3 separate regions of the Homo sapiens genome follow, and all the other regions are linked to region 2. The links are chromatin loops, found by intact Hi-C in ENCODE. Cell type or tissue: PC-9. All regions are shown on one strand.

What was found. Hi-C counts contacts between places; a loop is a spot of excess contacts. Peaks named below come from ENCODE experiments on the same cell type or tissue, not always from the same donor. Only the 100,000 strongest peaks of a DNase experiment are listed, where the experiment ranks them.
Region 1: it touches region 2 in a loop (4-fold over the local background); 3 of 110 quality-filtered maps call a loop at or near these places.
Region 3: it touches region 2 in a loop (6-fold over the local background); 2 of 110 quality-filtered maps call a loop at or near these places.

The regions. Positions count from the first base shown.
Region 1 is chr5:56,426,183-56,434,182 of GRCh38, reverse strand. No RefSeq gene overlaps it. Among named protein-coding and RNA genes, the nearest start is that of LINC01948, 52 kb to the left of the region's middle. In PC-9, no CTCF peak of the experiment used is centred here; a DNase peak (open chromatin) is centred at 4,742.
Region 2 is chr5:56,346,716-56,354,715 of GRCh38, reverse strand. LOC105378977 (a long non-coding RNA gene) reads right to left here. Exons shown (of 3, transcript XR_948342.3): 3 at 3,654-4,113. Among named protein-coding and RNA genes, the nearest start is that of ANKRD55, 120 kb to the right of the region's middle. RefSeq lists an enhancer at 3,301-4,500. In PC-9, no CTCF peak of the experiment used is centred here; DNase peaks (open chromatin) are centred at 3,945 and 7,355; H3K27ac peaks cover 4,236 bases.
Region 3 is chr5:56,531,205-56,539,204 of GRCh38, reverse strand. C5orf67 (chromosome 5 putative open reading frame 67) reads left to right here. Exons shown (of 6, transcript NR_161255.1): 3 at 3,977-4,075; 4 at 6,050-6,123. Among named protein-coding and RNA genes, the nearest start is that of LINC01948, 53 kb to the right of the region's middle. RefSeq lists an enhancer at 4,452-5,004. In PC-9, no CTCF peak of the experiment used is centred here; DNase peaks (open chromatin) are centred at 3,654 and 4,914; H3K27ac peaks cover 2,228 bases.

The DNA of each region.
Region 1 (8,000 bases), 79 kb before region 2:
CTCATGAGATCTGGCCGTTTAAAAATGTGTAGCACCTCCCCGCACTTGCTCTTCCTCCCACACCAGCCATGTGAAGTGCTTTGCTCCCCCTTCACCTTCTGCCATGATTGAAAGCTTCCTGAGGCCTCCCCAGAGGCCAAGTAAATGCCAGCATCATGCTTTCTGTACAGCCTGTGGAAGTATGAACCAACGAAGCCTTTTTTCTTTATAAATTACCGAGTCTCAGGTATTCTTTATAGCAGTGTGAGAACAGACTAACACACATTCCCTAACCACCAATGTAGGGATGGAGAGTGTCCTGGGTCTGGGAGAAGTCTTGCAGGGACAGGGCAAGTTCCCATCCTCCCTCTCAGTTCCTTTATCACCACTACTATCTCTGCCTCCCAAGCCACTTCCAACCTATTTAAGAAGGTCCATTGACTTTAAACCTCACATAGCAAGAGACCTAGAAAATCACTAGGCCATAAAAAGTCCTGGGCAGGAAGAAAACCAAGCGCCCATAGACCCAGCATACTTGGTTGGTAAAGTTACATCTCTGTAATGCAGTTTAACTGCAAAATACTTTTTGTGGCTGGAGAGTAGGGAGGCAGCATTGGTTTTTTTAAGAGCCATTTCCTCTTCTTGCCTGGTGCCCCCTAAGCATAATTAAGGCATTTAAGCTTTAGCTTTAGCTCACCTACAGGCAGGGTAGACCTCTTAATGTATTACAGGAAAATGCACAGACTTCACAAGCATTTCCACTGGGGAGGCTGGAGTCTGGGATCTCTTAGCAAGGCATATTAGCATTGGGGTGAAGCAGAGTTTCTTGCTGAAAGTTCTGGTGTTCATCAAGCTTTTCTGAGTACTTACTTATAAAATACTTCGAGGATTTTCTGCATTTTTAGCTTTTTAAAAATGCACTAATGGCCTTGGGCAGTGTTGTTTATGTACCTTTAAAAGGCAGATCTATGAAAGATACGACTTCTCTAATTAGAGCCAGAGACCAGGCTGGGTAGGAATGGCTGCAGAATTCCCTGTACAGGGTGAGGGATCAGTCCTTTACTCCTTCTGGGATACCCCACCCCTCTCTCCCTCTGCTGTCTCACAGAGGAGAGAGAGAAAGCCTAAGGTTATTGATCTATTGGCCTGGTGAAGAGGTACAATGGTATGTGGGAATGAAATCACTGATAAACGCTATTAGACAGTCATCTAAATAAAATGCCCCAAACCTAACAATCTTAAAATTTACTTGGTTCACAAGTAAGCTGACCAGTTGCCAGTTGGGGAGACTCACATAACTTATGAATAATTGAATTAGAAACATTTTTTTGCAAGCAAAAAACTTTTTTCCATGCCACGTTAGTTCCCACTGCTGCCCAACATTAGCTCTGGGCCTCTATTGTGCTGCCTCTTGGTCATCCTCCACTGTACTGTGCTTGTTCCTATCTCAACTTTCCCTCAAGGCTGAGATGAGCATCTCATCCTCTCCCTCTTTTGCCTATGGCCCAGCCAAGCCCTGCCTCATCACAAATGTTATTTCACTGGTCATCTCCTCCACTGGAGGCTCTAAGCTAGTTCTGTCCACATTTATGGTCTCAACTCACTACAGCTGCTGGATGCTGTTGTTTTGTTCATCCAGTGTCTTTCTATCTTCTCCTGATGATGTCACCTCTTGCTTCTTTAAGAAGAACTGTGCATCACCCATTCCTTGGGGTTTCCCTGATGTACATTCCAAGAATTCAATTTATAACACTTAGGACACTTTTTCAGTGGTTTCCCCAGTGGAATAAAAGTGGCTCAAGAGGGGACACTGTGCCTATAGGGCTCACCACTGTGCCTTCCATATTCATCTTGCTGCCTGGCACATAGTAGGAACTCAAGAAATGCTTAAAGGAGAAAACGAATGAAAGAGGTCAGAGATTCCTCACTGGCCAAAGACGGAAAATTCACTATTCTGATAGAGATAACAGTAAGTCCTCACTTAACATTGACATTATTGATATGTTCTTGGAAACTGATTTTAAGCAAAATGATGTAAAACAAAACCAGTCTTACTGTAGGCTAATTGATATAAACAACAGCTAAGTTCCTATGGCCTATTTCTGGTCACAAAAACATCTCCAACTTCTAAATAAAGATGAAAACAGGCTGGGCATGGTGGCTCATGCCTGTAATCCCAGCACTTTGGGAGGCCGAGGCAGGAGGATCTCTTGAGGCCAAGAGTTTGAGACCAGCCTGGGCAAAATAGTGAGAACTCATCTGCAGAAAATAAAAATTAAAAAATTAGCCTGGGTGTTGGTGCATATATGTTGTCTCAGCTACTCAGGAGGCTGAGGTGGGAGGATCCCTTGAGCCCAGAAGGTCAAGGCTGCAGTGAGCTATGATTGCACCACTGCATTCCAGCCTAGGTGACAAAGCAAAACCCTGTCTCTTAACAACAAAAAGATCAAAACACTTCTTTTTTTTTTTTCTTTTTTTTTTTGAGACGGATTCTCTCTCTGTCACCCAGGCTGGAGTGCAGTGGCTGGATCTCGGCTCACTGCAAGCTCCACATCCCGGATTCACGCCATTCTCCTGCCTCAGCCTCTCGAGTAGTGGGACTACAGGCACCCGCCACCATGCCTGGCTAATTTTTTGTATTTTTAGTAGAGACGGGGTTTCACCATGGTAGCCAGGATGGTCTCGATCTCCTGACCTCATGATCCGCCCGCCTCGGCCTCCCAAAGTGCTGGGATTACAGGCGTGAGCCACCACGCCTGGCCGATCAAAACACTTCTAAATATTAAACATCGAAACAAATGTGATCTATACATGCATTTAAGAAAGGTTAATAAAAACAAGTGAGATACTTACCTGCTTCTTTCAGTTCAGAGTTAAGGAGTTGCCAGAATCTGTCCCAGCAGCTCAGGGTGCAAGGTGGGAACCGGCCTCGGACAGGACACCATCCCATTGCGGGGCACACTCACACACACCCACACTCACTCAGACTGGGACCCCATAGACATGCCAATACACCTCACGGGCACATCTTTGGTACTAGGAGGAAACCAGGGGACCTGGAGAAAACCCATGCAGGTATGAGGAGAGAGTGCAGGCTCCACAAAGACAGTGGTCCTGGCCAGAAAGCAATTGTTTTTTCATCAACCTTATAATGAAATGACATTGAACAAAGATGTTATTTGAGGACCTGTGGTAATTCAGGCAAAACTTTGCATAGACAGAGCAATGCTGTTCTCATCCTCATATATTGAAATGTTTCTTCTCTGTATTTCAGTTTGGTTGCAATGATTAGTTCAAACTTTAGAGCTGAAACCCTTTGTAGACGAGAATGCCCAGGAGATAGTCCAGGAACAGACAATGGCCTGAGCTTCATTGGGAAACAAAAGGAGATGCCAGGAAATTAGGGCTACAGGCAAGAAAGGAAGGGTCAGGACAGAGGAAGTGTGGGTGGGGGGACATTCTTGCAGTGCTCTGAAGGCAGAGTCTTCAGAGGTTTAGGGGTGTTCATCTAAACCTCAAGCTGTAGTGAAACCACTCTCCAGCATCCCTCTCAGTTGGCTAATTTTTGTTTACATATTTTGCATAATTATGCTTTTCCAATGTAGTGACTGGAATTCAAAGGGCTTCTCTCCTTCCATTGTTTCCCTGGAGGGCTATTCGGAAGAGTTATGAATAGCAGGATGGGGTCTCTCTCTCCTGATTCTACCCTACTTGCTTTCCACACTAGAGAGGCCAATTGGATCTTTATGTGAAAGCCTCTACACCCTCTGGGTGTGTCTCCATTTTCCATAAACCTTTTTAAAAAGAAAAACCAGGCCAAGGATGGAATGGTCAGAAAAATCACAAATCACTTGCCCTTTTATGGTTTATTTCAGCTGGCTCAGAGCAGGCCCTGAGCTAAAATGTGGATCACCTTAGTGTCCCCAACCTCCTTTTTGGTGCCCACTTCTCCTTCCACTTCCACCCACCTTTCTTCAGGTCCCCAGAACCTTCACAAGAGCGCTAATTCTCCTTTTAAATGATAGAAGAAATATGTGTTGCTCCTCAGGGGTAGTTGCAATTTAGCAAGGGACAAATTCTTAAGCCAAAGCCATGAGTTTCCAGGTGTGGAATGTAGGCAATAGGAGAGGGTCAGAGCCCTTCCTAGAGCTCCTGAGCTTGTACATGCCTGTCAGTCAGCTATGCTTCTTATAGGATGAGAAGCATATATGCCTTCTTATAGGATGCTTCTATGTGTGATTTTATTATTTCTGAGAGAGGTGACTTCTTACCCAGGCACCCTTACCAATCCGTGGACACTAAATCCACCACTTTGGAGCACAGCAGTCTTATTTCTTCAAGGAAATATCCCCTGGAAGTTTCATGCCTTTCTTTTAAACTTTACTAGATAGGTGTTTTTGAGAGCAGAGACTACTTCTTTTATACATTTAGCTCCCCAATGTCTAGCACGGAGCCTGGCACATAGTAGGTGCTCAGTAAATGTTCAGTGAATTAGATTGAAGTGACTCTAACCACACCAGTATAACCAGCCCTTGCTATTCTGTTTAGATACATGCTGTATCTGCTGGAAATGTGCATAATAGAGGAGTTTGTTTTCTCTACACCCAGCAAAAAATCTAGAGGTAAGGTCTATTCAGAGGCCTGCTAAGGACATCAAGCAGCCAGGTTTTTTTCCATTGTTCCACTGCTCAGTCCTCAGTGAGTCAGAGTTGTCTTGTCTCCCACAACGTGGCTGCCACAGCTCCCGATACCATCTCTTCAGCAACTGCATTCCAGGTAGAAGGCAAGGGTCAGAGTGCCCCTTCCTAGTTTCTCTCCATCCATCATTGGGACAAAATCTTCCCCAGACGCCTCAGTATACTTCCCCTTACATTTAACTGGCTCAAAGTGAATCACACAGTCCCTCTGCACCAATCACGGTGCAGGGGAATGGGGTCACACTGAGCAACTCCCACAGTCTGAGTCCGTCCTGCCCCAGGGGAGCAGTTGCATTTCCCTAACACCATTTGGCTCAGTGCCCAAGCAGAGTGGACAGAAGGGGTGTGCTTGTCTGGTAAACAACCAAGAGTGTCAGCCCAGATTCAATCTCGATCATACCGCCGGTCCACTCAGGCTTTTTATCAACAAATATTAATCCAGGCTCTACTTTCAGAGGAAAAGAGCCAGTTAATAAAGAAGGAGACTTTAAGAGACTCAGACTGTATTATTATTAATCAATGCCTTTTCAGAATTTACAGGGCGAGTTGAACTACCTCACTGCAGTGTAATTTTCTTTTAAAGAAAATTGTCTTGAATTGTTTTTATGATGTTAAAGATCTTACCCAAACTTGCTTCTCGATTTAAAGGGGAAACAATACAAACTTTACTCTGAGCTATACTTAATCCATGTACATGTTGGAGTACCTGACATTTTGACTGATATCAGATATTTAAGATTTGAGCTAGTAGACTTTACAATGCAACTTTTTATTCCATTCTAGATTCAATAGGTGGATATAGATGCAGGAACCCAAACTGATGCCAAATTTCAATTTTCCCAGTATGCTTTAAAACAACGAAGCAATCTATTTTAGAGATAAATAGGCTATTTGAAAAAGCAGTAATTTGTTGCTGTAAGTGGGAGTATAGATGAAACATGATTGGCCATTGATCAATTTTGATGGGTACATGAAGATAGTAGTACTTAGGGATTTGTTATATTATTCTATTTTTCATAATAAAAAAATGTAAAAAGGAAGGATTTTTTTAAAACAGTGATAATTATAAAAATTAAAATTGAATTTTATTTTATGCAAAACTTCCATGCTGGTGAATAAACTCCTTCAATGTGTAAAATGAAAGATTTAGAGTTCTGAAGGATCACTGGAAGGTAAAAACAAATTATCCAGATGTGCAGAGATTTTCCCACAATTTCCATTTCTTTTATAGCTCTAGGAACATAAATGTTAGAAAGACAGTTGAACTACAGTAATTTGGGAATCTACTAATCAATTCAAATGTGATCATTTGGAACACTGGGTTATACAAAGTATTATCATATGGCAGAAGAATAGGGGAAATCCACTGCCTTTTTGATTTGCTTGGGTAGGGGGAGAAGTGCAGGAATTCAAGATTTAATGTCTGGCTTAGAATTTGACCCAAGACCTGTGAGGCCATTGAGGAAAATCTATTTTTTGCTAGTTCCATGTGTTGCTAAAAGTGTAGAAGGAAATAATATGGTTCTGTGCAAGCATGTAACAAAGGAACCTGACCTAGGTGCAGGCCATCAGAAAGGCTTCCAAGAAGAAGGGGTAACTGAGATGACAGCTAAAGGAAGTATAGGAATTAAGTACATAATAGATGGAGGGAAGGGGAAGGAGAGTGTTGCAGGCAACATGTGCAAAAGTCCTGGGGTGGGAGAAGGCAGAGGGCTTCTCTAGGAACTACCAAAGGCCCGGGTGGCTGCAGGGCCTGGACCGAGGACAGACAAGTAGGAGATGAGCTTTCAGAGGAGAGCAGAGATTCAACCATGTAGGGCCTTGGAGGCCATGTCGAGTGAAGCAGAGGACCAGAGTGATGGGAGAATGGTCTCTTTTCTGGAAGTGGGTTCAGCAGACCTAGACCAAGAAGACAGAAAATCAGTAAGAGGCTCCCCTTGATGGTGTTTGGCCAGTGGATTCTCAGGGTAGTTCTAGGCCTGAATCCTGATTTTGAGTTGTTTCCTGGATGCTGGGAAACAGTTCCCCTCCGGCACACCCCAGCCTTCAGTAAGGCTGTGCTGTTGGCCACTACAGCTGAGATCACTTTGAGCTGCAAGGCAGGCCAAGTAATGAAACATTTGGGGTGACCAAAGAGCCAGGGAGGAGCTGGAGCAAGGAGTATGAGATGTCAACTAGAATATCTTCCGGATGGAGTACAGATGTAACTGGGAGATACCTGAATGTGCAGTCAGTGCCAAGTGGAGGCCTAGGTAGGTTTATTTGGTTATTGGGAAAAGGAGTGGCACCAGAAAATTGGAGGACTAGAGGACAGTTGGGTGAGAGCAGTTTAGTTTCTTTGATTCTGTGCTAACTTTTTTGGATATTTGCTGGAAAATGCAATTTATAGAGGCTATTTGCTCTTGGCTATGGAATGCATTTGCTGTTTCTTCTCTTTTATACGTAAGATACATCTGTGAGACCCTCTACAGGAGATGAATTCCTGGTGTAAAAGAGTCATGTGAATATTGTGGAGTAATTATTCTGAGCCAGGGGAGCAGGCTAATTAGCCTTCTGGGAATGTCCCAGTTATAGCACTAACAGCTGGCTTGGTGTGCATATTAGCTGTAAAATGTCTCCAGAGGGAGCTGGTGACTGATGCCCCCAGAGGAAAAAAGCATGCGGAATCAGAAAATGCTGGCGTTGGATGAAACCTTGGAACCATGAGGACAACCTCCCCACTGGCAGCTGAGGACAATAAAGCCAAGAGAGATTTGTGTTTGAGTGAAGGTCGCAGCCAGTCAGTGGCTGAAGAGGGACAAGAGCCCTAGTTCTTTGAGTCTTTGTCTCCAGTCTTTTTATCAGGTAACTGCACAGCATCTCATCAATCCCCTCACCACCTAGACCTCCTTCGTCCAACAACCTCTTCAAACCTGCAGCTTTCGGGGTCTTCATTTCCTCTCCTAAAGAACGTAACAAGAACACTAAAAGTTGAACAACCTTGTGAAGCACAGAAAGAGAGGAACTACAAATGGAAAAAAAAAATCAAAGTGAGTTGAGGTTGCTATAAACTAACTTGGGCTCTGAATGAAATAAATTGCAATTTTAATTTTTTCCTTGGCTCATTTTCTCCACTTATTTTAGTGTTATTATCTTTTGCTTGGTTAACTGCATTTTTGTAAGACATCTCAAACTTTTATGAAGCAAAGTTGAGTGGACAAATATGAAATACAAAACTACATCTGTGGACATGGAGCAAGAAGAAATATAGAAGAGGAATATAGTTCCCGTCTGCCTGGAAGCTGGGTATAGGCACCATTGACATCACTCTTGGGGTCAAAGATC
Region 2 (8,000 bases):
TTTGGGATGTTTTCTACAATTTCATTTTAGTGGGACTCATGTGTGACTGAGTATGTTCCCAGTGAAACTATATTTTATTCCTTTCCCCACCACACCTACCACATCTCACACACACACATAAACACACACTTAGCCATTCATGAAACAAGAAGCAAATGAAGCAAAATCCACTCATGCTACAGTCCATAAGCACAGCTAGATAGAATGTAAGATGTGGCTTCTTTTCCTATAACTAATCTGACAAGATAACTCATTTCTGTTGCACACCTTTAAAAATTTAACATTTAGCCCTATCTGATTTCGGACCTAGCCTTAACTTGTCATGTAAACCGTGCCTTTGAGTCACAGTTACTCCTGGGCACAAATTCTCAGCCTTCTAGAAGGCTTCCTCCTTCCTTTCCTGTTCCCACCACTCTCCCTCCCCATCTGTTTTTCCCCCTAAAGTGGTGAATGGAAAAGAGGGAGAGGAGAAGGTGGTTGTAGCTTAAGGTTTCCATGACCTCCTGGAGGTGCAGGGGGAGTCCTCTAGCTGCTGGAATCTCTGGCACAGGGATCCTTGCCCACCTGGGGAACTGTGGTGCTGGTGAACTGGTGATCTAGTCTCTCCCTCAGGCTGGCCAGGGCCTGGTGGAGATCCAGAGATGCATGAGTACTACTCTACTCTAGATAGGGTGAAACCTATTACTTACCCTTCCGCCATGAAGCCGTAGCCTTACTGTCCTGAGAAGCATGAGGCTTCTCTACTCTATGGGGAGAACCAATAGGGTCTTCAGTCTTGGTCTTTGGCTTCTTTTTTTTTTCTTTTTTTTTGAGATGGAGTCTCGCTTTGTCACCCAGGCTGGAGTGCAGTGGCGCGATCTCAGCTCACTGCAAGCTCCCAGGTTCACACCATTCTCCTGCCTCAGCCTCCTGAGTAGCTGGGACTACAGGCGCCTGCCACCACGCCCAGCTAATTTTTTTTTTTTGTATCTTTAGTAGAGACGGGGTTTCACCGTGTTAGCCAGGATGGATCACGATCTCCTGACCTCGTGATCCACCCGCCTCGGCCTCCCAAAGTGCTGGGATTACAGGCGTGAGCCACTGCGCCCGGCCGGCCTTTGGTTTCTTGAAGGAGAGATTTAAATTTGTTCTTGAAAATCCTCTCTCAGAACAATAGCCTAATAAATAGGCCCTATATTGAACACAAGAAGCTGAATGTTACCAGGGCTTTTACAATTGACAAATTCTAATTTTTTTTGTCCAACCCCTCCCATCTCCCCACTCCCCCAGCTCCACTCACATACAGACATATATACATACACCGCTTGAGCCTGCCTAAGTCCAAAGGCAGAAGGTAACAAAGTCTGAAAGCAAGAAAATAGCACGTTCATATTTTCCAGTTTTAAATTACACATGAAAGAAAAGTTAACAAGCCTTCTTCAATTAACCAAACCAGCCCCAGTGATATTTCTGAGATGATATGAAAACTTGGTCTACATAGTCATCCAAAATACCTATGTGTTTTCTCTAACATGAAAGCGACATAGGAAATTATGCAAACCACTTGGAAAGAATGTGTTCCTTCTGCAGAATAGTCCCTTTCCTTTCCAGATCTAGCTTTTACTTTTAGGCCCTGTTTACGTTTTAAAATGCCCTCAGTATTAGCAGCACAATAGCCACCAAGACTTATTTTTAGAAAGAACACCACCACCCTGTATTCCAAGACTCTGCTTTACCAAGGGAGCCTTATCTGTTACATTTCATCTGTTCATGTTCTACAATAAACACCTGATTCACAGCCCTTTGGCAATTACTGTTCTAAAGATGACCACATGGAAAATTTGAATTATTAATAAATGATTCTCTGAGATACATAGGCCCCAGCATAAAAAACAATCCAGCCTCAGCCAATTTCTATACACTGAACTCTGTACCCCCGAGATTCAAATATTTAAACCCTACATTCTAATGTGACTGTATTCAGAGATAGGGCTTTTAGAAAGTGATTAAGACGGACTGAAGTTGTAAGAGTAGGTCCTAATCTGATAGGACTGGTGGCCTTATAAGAAGAGGAAGAGAGAGAGAGAAAGGTCTCTACATACATGTATTGAGGAAAGGCCACGTGAGGACATAATGAGAAGGTGGTTGTCTGCAAGCCATGAAGAGAGCCCTCAACAGAAACCAAATTGGCCAGCACCCTGATCTGAGGCTTTTCAGCCTCCAGTGCTGTGAGAAAGTGAGTTTCTGTTGCTTAAGCTACCTAGTCTGTGGTATTTCGTTATGGTAGCCTGAACAGTCTAATACACCAACCAAGATGAATAGCAACACTACTAGGTAAGACAGCTTTGCTCAACGCCACTTTCAAAGGCAGTTTGAACATCTGAGTTACGTTGTGTGTGTGTGCATGCATGCATGTTTGCGTGATGCATGTGTAGAGAAGATATTATATTTTACTCTGAAGTATGCCCCTATATTTGTGAACGAGTTCACAGAAAATAAGCTTTCAATGGTTTCCACATGTTTATTTTAGTTGATTAAAAGTATAGAGCAGTTTCTTGAACAAAGCGGAGGGATATGTCCTAGCCTAGTATCAGATGTTGCTCACAGCTGTCTTACAAATAATCTCTATGAATTTTGAAAACTTTGTGTTAAAAAATAAAGAATACTGTGAATTACTTGTGCATTGATAGCAGACGTTGATAGCAGAGAGAATCACTTACTTATTTAAAAAAGTCGATGGCAGCCGGGTACTGTGGCTTACACCTGTAATCCCAGAACTTTGGCAGACCGAGGCGGGCAGATCACAAGACCAGGAGTTCGAGACCAGCATGGTGAAACCCCGTCCCTACTAAAAATACAAAAAATTAGCTGGGCATGGTGGCATGTTCTTGCAGTCCCAGCTACTCTGGAGGCTGAGGCAGGAGAATTGCTTGAACCTGGCAGGCAGAGGTTGCAGTGAGCCGAGATCACGCTACTGCACTCCAGTCTGGGCGACAGAGTGAGACTCCATCTCAAAAAAAAAAAAAAAAAAAAAAGGAGATAGCAATTGGGACAATTAGAAAGGGAATTCCCCCTTCCTTGTCTTTAGTTTGAAAAAGAAAAAGTAAGCATATATACTGTTGTACATTTACAGGGAACTAATCTCTTTAGCTGCTTTACCTTGAGTAAGCCTCATAACAATCTGAGGAGGAAGATATTTTGCTCCTTTCTAATTGCGTGACCTTGAGCAAGTTCCTTCAGCCCTCAGTGACTCGGCTTCCACACCTATAAAATGCGGACAATAGTACTACCCATATTTTGGTTTGTTGGAAAGATAAAATGAGATAATATATGTAAAATCCATAGATCAATGTCTGGTACAAAGTAGAAGCTCAATGATAGACATGTTGGCATTATCATTGCTGCTATTTTTTTATAATTGTTATTTTATAGATCTGAAAGCTAAGTCTCAGAGCACTCAAGGATCTTGCTGAAGGTTGCACAGCTAATAAGTGACAGATCCATAATTCCACTCCAGATCCATCTGATACCAAAGTTGATGCTTTTAAATCACCCATCCCTTTATCCTGTCTCCCAGCCATCTATACACAGGCACCATGTGATTACAAACACAGCACTGTAAATACTCCTCACTTACTCAAACGAAGAGTCCTTTCTTATTAATGAAGAGCTAGCCCATTTACCCTTTCTGTCTGTGGGTGAGCAGCTTAGATCACTCCCTCGGGGGAGCAATGACTGAGCCATCCTAACCCTCCTTTGTCTCACTTAACAGCCTTCCTTCTCCTCACTGTACCTTCTCAATGTTGATAAATCAAAGAAATGTCAACAAAATGAAAAGACTAAATAAACATTTTCTGTAAGGGTCATATGAGAGGGGAATTTTCTTTTTCATCAAATATTTGATAACATCTTGGACTTTTTGATGTTCCTTTCTCATACTTGGGACTGAATGAAAGTGTATGAGTCATAGACATGACCAAGGGAGGAAAAGCAAATGAGTCACTTGCCCGTTTGGACCTTCCGGCCTGGATGCTCCCTGGGATCAGCATCCCCAGAGGGCTGGTCTGGCCCATCCCACCTGCTGCAGCTGCCGGCTGAATGGGAAAGGGATTTCCTCAGGAGACACTGGGACTCCTGGAAAACAAGTGAGTCAGGAAAAGTGAAAAACATCAGAGCCTCAAGGAGTTGCCCTGTAACTCTTCCAAAAACCATTTTCTGCTATCAGTTTAGAGGTTTCTCATCCACATTTCGTCACTTCCCACTCCTGGATGTACTCCTGCTATAAGCTAATCACTCCTTAAATGCAGACACACACTTCAAAGAGTTGCCATCCATCGTCCTCTCCTCCCCATTAATGCAAGCTACAAGTGCTTGGACTCATGCATCCTTCGACAGATAAATCTCTGTTTCCTTTACTCTTTTTATTGCTCTATTGGAATCTGTCCAGCCTGTATCCTTCTGGTACCAAAGTGCCCCTGGTTGAAGCCCATACTGCTGGACTTAGTCTCTGGGAGTTGAAGGGAGAAGAATTGCAGTGTCCCTCAGCCCACTGTGCTACAGACCTTTTGAAACTTCCTCTCAGTCAGCTGGTCAGTGAATCACATTTAAAACCCAAGCTCACTGTCCACTTCTTTTCAATGGGTCTCTCTCTCAGAGTGTCATTTTTCTATGTTCACCCTGTTTTTCTCAGTGAGGACTTTGGTGCCTGGAAGCCATGAGTTTGAATTCCTACATCCTCTATTATTTTGCTTATAGACCTTGCCAAGTTTGTCGATCCATCTGAGACTCAGTTTCCCCATCTTGGCAAGGAGATAATTCCCATTTCTGGGTGTTGAGTGAGGATTTGGGGCTGGGTAAGACAGCCAAGAGCATTCAGGTGCTCTTCATTCGGCCTCTCTCAACCCGCATGATCCAATGACTTATTTTTCCCCAGGGGCAATCCCCTTACCCCTCACCACCAAAAGTGATTTTGTGACAATTTTCCACTCATTTTTTGTCACAGGAGGTCTCTCTATATTTTTTCCTCCATCTTCGCCAGGATTATAATTCTGCTGATAGCCAATTCTGAATCATCAGCAAATTATGTCAGCAGTTTATTCCCCTCATCCAAATACACAATAAAAATGTAAAACAAAAGTTCTTCTGTAGCTTGTTTCACAAATGTGCTTAAAACTTCTCTCCACAGAATTTATGTCACTTGTATGTATAGTTATGCACTGCATAATGACATTTTGGTCACTGACAGACCGTGACCCCATATAATATGACGGTGACCCCACAGATATGACGGTGACCCCATAAGATAATAACACTGTATTTTTACCTTTTCTATGTTTATATATGTTCAGATACACAAATGCCATTTGGGTACTGTTATGTTTCAATGACCAACAGTTTTCAGTACAGTAAAATGCTGTGCAGGTTTGTAGTCTAGGAGCAATACACAATACCATATAGCTTTGATATTGATGTATAGTAGGCTATACCATCTAGGTTTGTATAAGTACACTGTATGAGGTTCACACAACGACAAAATCGCCTAATGATGCATTTCTTAGAGCGTATCCCCATAGTTAAGCAAGGCATGACTACAAATCCAAACATGTAAACTGAAAAGTGCCAGAAAGGCTGCCATCATGAGCATCAGTAATTTTACCAGAAACATTAAAATACCCTCAGGTGATTTTTATTATTTTTTTTATTTATTTATTTATTTATTTATTTTTGAGATGGAGTCTCGCTCTGTCACCCAGGCTGGAGTGCAGTGGCACGATCTCGGCTCACTACAACCTCCACCTCCCGGGTTCGCGCCATTCTCCTGCCTCAGCCTCCCGAGTAGCTGGGACTACAGGCGCCCACCACCACCCCCAGCTAATTTTTTGTATTTTTAGTAGAGGTGGGGTTTCACCGTGTTAGCCAGGATGGTCTCAGATCTCCTGACCTCGTGATCCACCCGCCTCGACCTCCCAAAGTGCTGGGATTACAGGCATGAACCACTGTGCCCAGCCCTGATTTTTAAAATTAACACTTCAAGCTCTGTTCATTTTTTAAAAAAAGCAAACAAAAAAGATAAAGCTGTCAATATAATGTACTTTCATTTTATAAGTGTTAATTGCCCTTAGGTGTGTTCACATTAATTTTCTTTGCCTTTCTAGGGTGTTAAGAGATATTTTCTTTGCAAATAGTTTGTTAACTGTAAGTTTGATCCTCTATTTCCTTCTTTTTAGAATAGTGTACAAACTTCTAACACCAAATTCTTAGACATTTATAGACAGTATTCTCCAACAAAACAAAACAATTAAATCTGTCATTTAAATTCAGCCAACCATTCCTCCCTCCACCTTCAATATAACTTGATTTTCCAAATTTCAGTTGTGGAACAGTTTCAAATCCAACTAAAAGAACTACAAGGGAATTATATTGGGATGTATTTTTTATTTAAGTTGATTATTTTAATAGCCATGCCAAATCCACCTGACACTGTTCCCCAAATAGCCAGTGGTCAACAACAAAGTAGTAGAGTACGTCTCCATTAACTGTTCTGCTGTCAACCTAAGGATCATCCTGTTTGCTTAAGATCTTTGTCCATAAAAAGGATCTTAAAATTACAAGCCCAGCAAACATTATTAATCCTAGGAAAAAAAAAGAAAAATTTTCACATTCAACAGTATTTCTGATAGATTACCATTTTAGTTCAGAATATAAATTATGACTAAGCATACAATTAGGCTAAAAGTAAAACATCTCAATTCATTCATAATTGGACATTAGCCATTACTTCTACAGAAAAAGAGAGTTTCAGGGTTGGCAAGTGGTTTTCACTATGATCTAAAACATAATCTAACAAATACACACTGAATCAATCCATAGCAGTCAATTGTTGGTATTGACATATTAATGACAAGATCTAGACTATAAAAAAGAATAACGCCTGTAATCCCAGCACTTTGGGAGGCCAAGGGGGGCGGATCACGAGGTCAGGAGATAGAGACCATCCTGGCTAACACGGAGAAACCCTGTCTCTATTAAAAATACCAAAAATCAGCCTGGCGTGGTGGCGGGCGCCTGTAGTCCCAGCTACTCAGGAGGCTGAGGCAGGAGAATCACTTGAATCTGGGAGGCGGAGGTTGCAATGAGCCGAGATCGTGCCACTGCACTCCAGCCTGTTAGACAGAGCAAGACTCTGTCTCAAAAAAAAAAAAAAAAAAGAATAAATCATCATGCAGACCAGAGAATGCAAGTGTAAGCATCTCCAAAGGCCAGGCAAATGAGTGACTGAAACAGGCTTCAGGGTGTAAGGGCCAGGTGAAAGCTTCCCTTCTACCCTCTGAAGGTTTGCTGAAAATGAACTGACAATAAACAGATTAGTAAGAGAAAAGGCATGCTGCTTATTTAACATGCATAGCACATGGAAACCGCAGAATGATTGCTCAATAACCCAGTGAGGTCTAGATGCTTATATGCCCTTCTTCCTAAGGGAAGCAGAGATGGGGTGTAACAATTTTAAGGAGTAGTAAATGATTTTTTGAAGGGCAGTATGGGAGACAGAAATTAACTTGTAAATTATTCTCTTCATAATTTGAATGAGCCAGAGGCGCAGACATTATCTTGTGAAAAAGTCTTTCCAAGTGTGATTGCATTTCTCAATCTTATTTTCTGGATTTTAGGGAGGGGATGGAAGGCAACTGTGTTTCCTTTGGCAAGTCTGGTCTTAAAGTAGATAAGGGAATATCAGAGTAAAGCCTCATCCTGTGCTTTGGGAGAGACATAAGGCTGAGAGACAGGGCAGGGTTGAGGGGGAGGAAGAGGATCATAGAGACCTTGAGGCTATGACTTTTGAAATCACCTTTGCAAAGATTATGACAGTGAGAGAAGTCCAGCATGGTTGGCCCAATCTAGCCTCCCAGGCTGGCTGTCTTCACTCATTCCTGGGCATAGGCCAAGCTAACCATGGGAGAAATTTAGTTGATGGTTTAACTTTGAAGCAAGGATGATAATACTCCCTCTCTTAAACTGCGTCC
Region 3 (8,000 bases), 180 kb before region 2:
TATACTGACTCCTTCATTTCACAGATGAGGACACTGAAGCCTAGAGAGGCTATGGTGTGTCCAGGAGATCAGTTGGTTAGTGGTAGACTTGCTCCTGCACACCAGGCCTTCTGGCTCCCAGTCCATTGCTCTTTCCACATCGTCTCGCCAGGAAGGCTGCCTTCATCCTTTCTCATCATCAAATGGCTCTGAATTTCACATTAATTACTCCTTTTTTATGGTCCCTGAAAGATGAGCATTATTTATTATTCCTGTATTTTCTGTCTAATTCAAACCAGTATGAATACTTATCTCTGAGTGGAGGTGCTGTGAGGAATCACCACTGGCGTCATTGGGAGAGTCCATTGTTTTTCTGCCAGGAGGGGTAGTCACAGGATGCTGCATGCTCCTGTGCTCCTCCACAGGGTTCTTTTCCTACCCTGAAGACTTTCCTCCTATAGAGGAAGGGCTCAACACACAGCTCAGAAATGGCAGAGACCGAGCTGGAGATGTGGTTCGCAGGGCAAGGAATGTAAGCGGTCATTGTGTTCCGTGATATTTCCCTGAAGTCCAGCCTGCACCATACATATGGGCAGCGGAAGCACCCACAAGCAGTCACTGACATACCCCCACCAATGTAAACTCCCAAGTGTCACTCACTCAATGGCTCCATTGCTTAAAATGTACCATTAACTCTGCTCCCTGAAGAAACAGGGGATGACCTAGGCAGGCAGCTTGAGAACATGAGTCTTCCCCAAACCCTAGATTCTCATATTCACTCTTGGTGTTGCTCTGTTAAAACACACAGTCCAAAAATAGTCACGAGGTGGACAATCCACAGTAATTATTGTTCTATGAAAATTGGGCAAAGGCAATGTCTATACCAAGAACAGCATCTTTGAAAGTTTTTGGATTATAACCCAAAGTAAGAACTATATAGTACATTAAATTCAGTATGCTATACACATGTATACATATAAATACACAAACATAAATACAAATAAGTATAAATAAAATAATACATATAAGTATTTATGTTTGCATATTTATATGTATACATGAGTACAGCATACTGAATTTAATTTACTATAAATTTATAGTAAATTAAATTCTACTATATTTTAATTTCATATGAAAAAAACAAAAGCTAAAAAAATACCCTTACTATTGGTATTTTCTATTCCAGCCTATTTCTTTTAATGCTGTTTGAGACCTGTTAATGGTTGTAGCCTGGTCAGAAAAAGGACTCCTGGATCCTCCTGGAAGCTTCGTGATTTGTTACTGCTAATTCACGTTTACCCACAATGAGCATCCATACATGGGTTCTGAAGATTAAAGTCATCCTTGAGAAGGGAGAGTGGAATGCCAAAACTTTTCTTGGATTCCAGAGCTCTGGTTCATGTCTGCAACATGGATGCAATGATATAACCTTATTTTATGTATCATCCATTCACCTGTTGATCAAAGACTGTATTCAAGATGGCAGGCACGGTGAAGTCAATGATAACTCTAGTTTATTGAGAAACTACTCGGCATCATACATTATCTTAATTAATCCTCTTTACAATCCCAGAAAGGTGGGTATTCTTATTACTTCAGTTGTACAAATGAGACTATTAAGGCTCAAAAAGTTTGTGACCTGGCCAAGATAGTATGGGGGTTAGAGCCCATTGGTCAGAGAGCAGAGCCCATGTTCTCCTCTAAGATCTGGTCATTAGAAATAAGCAAACAAGCAATAAAACATGCATACATAACACTTTACTACTGGCCTGAGCCTAAAACTTTATATTCTGGTGCCCCTGCAAATGTTTTAGGAAGACCCGTCCATTGAAAACTCTGGAAGAAATGCCTCTTTTCCTGCCCTCCAACTTCTGGCATTCCAAGAATGACCTGGGCAAAGTTAATCAACTACATATAGAAGGGCCATGAGGGTGGGTGGGGCACAGAGAAGAGATGGTTTCTGGCCCCCTCCTCCCCTTCTCATCTCCCACTGGCCTCAGCTGCTGTCTCCTGACGTCTGAGTCAGAGTGGAGTTGGAGGGAGAAACAGAAAAATTGCAGGAAAAGGGATGAAGGGTGCAGGGCACATACGGGCTGAAAGCAGCCAAGTAGGCTAGGGTTCCCCAGAAGTAGCTCTCACCCTCTGGTCCCGCCAAGCTGAACTCTATAGTGGTATATCATATATCATATATCATATATCTATAGATTGTGTCCAGTTTTTTATCAGCATCCAATTTGTGTTGCTTATCATTTTGCAGACCTCGCTGTTGTTTTGTCTTTTCACAGTGTTCCTTATCCTTTATCTTCAAGTACCCTAAGGTGCAAAGCACAGAAGGAGGGGTGGTTTAGAAAGACTGGGCTCGGCCGGGCGCAGTGGCTCACGCCTGTAATCCCAGCACTTTGGGAGGCCGAGGTAGGCGAATCACCTGAGGACCGGAGTTCAAGACCAGCCTAACCAACATGGAGAAATCCCGTCTCTACTAAAAATACAAAATTAGCCGGGTGTGGTGGCGCATGCCTGTAATCCCATCTACTCTGGAGGCTGAGGCAGGAGAATGGCTTGAACCTGGGAGGCAGAGGTTGCTGTGAGCCGAGATCACGCCATCGCACTCCAGCCTAGGCAACAAGAGCGAAACTCCATCTCAAAAAAAAAAAAAAAGAAAAGAAAGAAAGACTGGGCTCTAGTCTTGGGACTATTATTTAAAAGTTGTTTGTCTTCCTTTTTCTGAGACTGTCTCGCCATCTCTAAAGTAAGGATAATATTAACCATCCTGCTTGCCACACAGGGAGTAATTTTGCAAAATATATTAGGCTTTGAAGGAAGAAGTCGTTCTAACAGTCCCTAGCTAGAACTTGAGTGACTTAAAGGTATTGGTTTAGTTACTTTAATGCTTTTTTGTTGTGGGCTTTTAAAAAAATCTATAAGGGGGTTAGGTTGCTTAGATAACATTTCTGTTTTCAAAGACAGTCTAAGCATTGTGGAAAGCAAGACTCTGACATATGTGGACACATTAAGCCACTGCACACGTGTCTTATCAGCAAGCAGTACCAGAAAAAAACAATGGCTGGTTCTGCTGAAATTGTGAGCATTCTCTTGTGTCAGCCATGCTTGTGTGGCTAGAACATAGGGAGGAAGAAGGCAATGGCATGGGTCGAGACGGGAAACGTGGCCAGGAGGCTCATCTTGCAGGGCCTTGTGAAGACCATGGGAGGAAACTGGACATATTTCAAATGCAATGGGACACAAAATACATACTTAAAGCAAATAGGTGCTCTTTTTTCTGGCCATCGTAGTGAAGCAGTTTAGAGGAAATGGGGGCTTCCTTCATATGAGAAAGGAGGTTGAGAAAGCTAATGTATCAGCCCCTAGGCCGCTGACCTCTCACTCTCCTGCCTCCACCCCCACAGAAAAGAGTGCACAGGAGCAAGGAGTGGCCTGGGTGCATGTGCCCAGCGCCTCTGTGTGGGGTCTTCTCCTTCTACCATCTCAGGACCCCTGGGTCTCTGCAGACCTGCTTTCCACCCAAGGGGAAGAGAAAAGGGCTGAGCAGAGGTGAAGGAGGTAACTGAAATGCATTTTCAACAACTATTTATGTTTCTCAAGGTGAATGAGAAATCCCCTGTGGGAGGCTGAAAAAATGCCTTCCAAAGGTATCCATTCTCTAATCCCCAGAACCTGTAACTATGTTACCTTATATGGCAAAAGGGCCTTTGGATACATGACTAAGGAATGCAGACAGCCTGTAGATAGAAAGGGAAGAAAATGGATTCTCCTCTAGAACCTCCAGAAGGAATGAGCCCTGCTGGCACCTTGACTTTAGCCCACTGAAATTTATTTCGAACTTCCAGCCTCCAAAATTCTAAAAGAATAAATCTGTGTTTTTTAAAGCCACTAAATTTGTGGCAATTTCTTACAGCAGCAATAGGAAAGAAATATATTTCCCTTCCTAGACTTTTCTTCAAACTTAATAGCTGAACCTTAAACTCATTTATTCTAGGAGGGCTCCAGTCTTCAAAGAACCAGAGCATGGGTACCAAAGCCTCCCAGAGCTAGTTCTGGTCCCAGCTCAGCCACTTGTCTGTTTGGGTGACTATAGGTAAGTCATGCTCCCCATTCTTCTCATCGGTAAAGTAGGAAAGATAATAATACCTACCTTGCAGGGTGACCATGAGGCTCAGAGACAATGCGGTGAGGCATGAAATGGCCCCTGACACATAACTAGCCCTCATGCATGGTATTGGAAAACTCCAGGTTCAGGCAGGCAGGGTGAACAGTTTCTATTGCCAGGGGCTGGGGCATCTCGGTCTTGACTTAAGAGAGGCCAGCATTCTCCAGAGATGGAGGGTGGGGGCGCAGGCAGAAGGTCCTGTGTTCAGTCTGTGAGCAGAGTGAGCTACCCTCACTGTACAGGGTCATGCTGACCCAAACTCCCCTCTGGGAATATGGCCATACCCTCATTGTCCTTGTCCAGCCAGCATGGACACACCAAGCCTTTCTGCACTGCAGCAGCCCATGTGCCATAAGAAGAGAGAGAAGGAAGGGAAGACCACGTGCAGGACTCTGCATCTCCACACCACCCTGGCAGAGACACTGGCTACAGCAGGGCTCCAGTTGTCTGGGCTTCTGCCTTCGTGGTGCCCTCTTTTCAGAGAACATGGGATTATTTGTGGGAGAGAGTAGGGCACACTATGCCCCTTGCTTTTGGCCCTGAATCTGAACTATTTCTGTGGCAGCTGAACATGTCCAGGAGGAAACTTCCTGGTGAAAGGACTGTTAGCCTTGAGACCACATTTTGTGAAACAAAACAAAGCAAATGTTCTCTGAATGTCACCTGAAGACCTGACTTAAGCTTCATTTCCAAGAACATATTGCCTGTCAGAAAAACAAGTGCCATATAAGGAATTCCATTAATGAGCCGAGGCAGGCAGGCGCCTGGACACACCTTTTCTGCTGAGTGACTCATCTGCAGGAGGGAGCTCGATTAGAAACAAGGGCAGCTTGCACTGTACTACCTAGCCTAGGGCTTTGGGAAGGGGAATACGCCTATTCTATGAGACCTTCCTCATCACTCTAGAGACAATCTTGCTAATCCCTTCATGGCCAGTGCAAACTGGCCAGTGCAATGGAAAACCCTAATGCTACAATCTAGAATCTTGGATTTGGGGATGACCTTGAAGTCCTTAGACTTATATATAATGTTACATATGAAGAAATTGTGCCCCAGCAGGTGACTTATCCAAAGTTACCAGCTGCATGGTGACAGGTCAAGGTCTAGCTCTGAGCTCTGCTAAATCCTGGCTTGTGCTCTTGCCCTGCAGCATGCTAAGCTATCATTTGAACCCTTTGGGCATCAACACTAAAATGTAGTGGTACTTAGTTGATCAGTTTAGCCAACTAGCAGAGAGTAGGCTCAAGGAGTTGAATATATTTTTTGAGGCTGGGGAAGGGCTTGGGAGCGGGGCTATAAGTGCAGGGGGTGAAAGACAAGGTGTGACTTTAGCATAGTGAGAGTCTGCAAAGTACCAGGTCAAAGCAAATTTCTCCCCTTTCTCCAACTGTTGCACCAAGCTTGTAGCTAAACTTCTGTTGTCATTATTCTCTGGCCATTTTATATTCTAATTATTCGTCAACCAGTCATATTCTAGCACTTCGAAGGGAATAGGTGTGGATTCCAGACTTTCCAAAATTTTCAGAAAAAAGAACCTTGGTTACCATCCAATCCAACTGACAAATGAGTAAACTGAGACTTCAAAGATGCTAAGTGATTTGTCTATGGCAGTGCTTACCCAGTAGAGCTTTCAGCAATGTTGGAAATGTTCTATGTCTGTGCTGTCCAGTGTGGAAGCCAGTAGCCTTATGTGGCCATTGAGCACTGAAAATGTGGCTAGTGCTACTAAGGAACTGGTTTCTAATTGTATCTAATTTTATTTGATTTCGATTTAAATAGCCACGTGTGGCTAGTGGCTACCATATTGGATGGCATAGGTCTAAGGTCACAGAACTGAGATGCAACACAAGGCCTTCTCTGATTTTAAAGCATTTTTTTCTTTCCCCCCCACCCCCCATGCAGAACTCCAGATCCAGGTGGGCTCTTTCCATGGAGCCTGAGACTTATGATGCCAGGTGCCTGGACAAAGCTTCCAGGTAAGCAATAGTGGTTGCCGGTGTTCTGTGAGCTGTCCCAGAAGGCCAGGTAAGAAGGCACTTCATCCTAATATTTGGAAGTATGAGCTTCCCCGTGGTGAGAGGGGAATAGAGAAGCCCATGCATTTATTCTTTCTTTAATGAAACATTGAGTGTCTACTATGGGTCGGGTGTGTTCTAGCCACTGGGCACTACAATGGTTACTTGACATGTTTACTGCTTTGGTTCCCTAAAGATGAATGGTAAAAAGTGCCACATGAGCTCAGAGATGAGAGAGCCATTTGTCACTGGTTAAGAAGTCCCCAACTTCCTTTGGCAAATACTCTATGTCGTGCCGCAGAAACAGATGCCTGTGACAAGCTCACTGGGATCAGTACTGACAGAGCCTGTGCTCACTCAGCCCCTGCATCCAGCCTTTCAGACAACAGCTTGATTTCCTCTAGGTCCAGACTGGTTTCCTTCCATGAGGGACTGCAGTTAAATCACGGCTGGGAGGATGATCACAAGGGTTGTTTCAGTTTAATTTAGAGGTCCAAGCTCCATAGAGAGTAAGCCACAACATTATTCTGACATCTGTGTAACATAAACTTGCTCCATCCTTTCATGGGTGTCAGTGAGTTCTCCGTAGAGTGCCTTGAGGACAATTATTTACAGCCCTTGTTAAAGACTTTTAACTACCTCTGTGTGTGTGCGTGTGTATGTGTCTGCACACACACACACACATGTGGGCATGGGGGTATTCATGCATTGAAGCAGTAACAATTGTTATGACATAGTTTTTTTTTAAAAATCCTCATAGAACTTGAATATGGTCTAAAAAAGACATAGGTATAGATATAACTGAAATTCAGAGAAAAGTGACATAAAAGATAGGCATGGCATTCAGTCATTCTTGTTGGACAGAATCAAAGGAAAATGTATAAAAAAGGGAGCCTTGGGAGTGGTTCTTGATATACTGTCAGACAAAGATGGAGGAGGGCATTGCAGATGAAGAAAATGGCAGAAGCAAAGAATCAGAGGTAGGAAGGCTCAGAGGGGAATGACAAATATTGGATTAGAACATGGAGACTACAGATGGGGCAATAATAGAAGGCCAACCAGAAAGGTAACTTGGGGCCTGATTATCAGGCTAAGGAATTTGGACTTTACTTTGTTGCCAGTAGGGAGCCACTAAAGGTGTTTGAGCACTGGAAGAATACAGTGTCAACTAATACAGTGACAGAAAGATGGAGCATGGTGGGGAGAAGCTGAGGTCAGGAAATCAGTTAAGCGGCTATTTGCATAATCCAGGAAAGAGGGGCTATGCTTCTGAAGAAGACCCATGGCAGAGGATAATGTGTAGCTACTATGTAGCTTTTTACCTGATTGAATAAAGGAAGAGGATTGGAGTAAAAAATGGTGCCGAGATGTCAAGCCTAAATGACTAAAGAAAGATACCATCAAGAGAAATACGGAAATCCGGAGGAAAAGCTGGCTTAGGGGAAAATGACCTTCCTGATGGAAATGTCTGGCAAGCACAATAAAATAGAAGATGGGCATTGAAGGCTGGATATTGGGCCCTAGGGTGTAGGTGGGTAGAGACGTAGCTCTCAGCCCTCAAGAGGAGGCTGCTGAGTTCACAGGAGTTCATGAACAAACCAAACAAGAAGAGGTGGGGTCAAGGTAAACCTTAAGAAATGGTGGAGGAGGCCAATGAAGGAAAGAAGAAGCGGGAGAAGAGCAGAAGAGCAAAACAGCGCAGAGCCAAGGGAGAACTTATACAGGGGGCCAGTCAATTCAGTCTATGTATTCAGCTCCTGTCGCTGGAGATTCATTGATGAACAAGACAAATCTGGTCCTTCTCTTTGAGAAGCTTGCTGTCCAGTGGAAAAAAACAG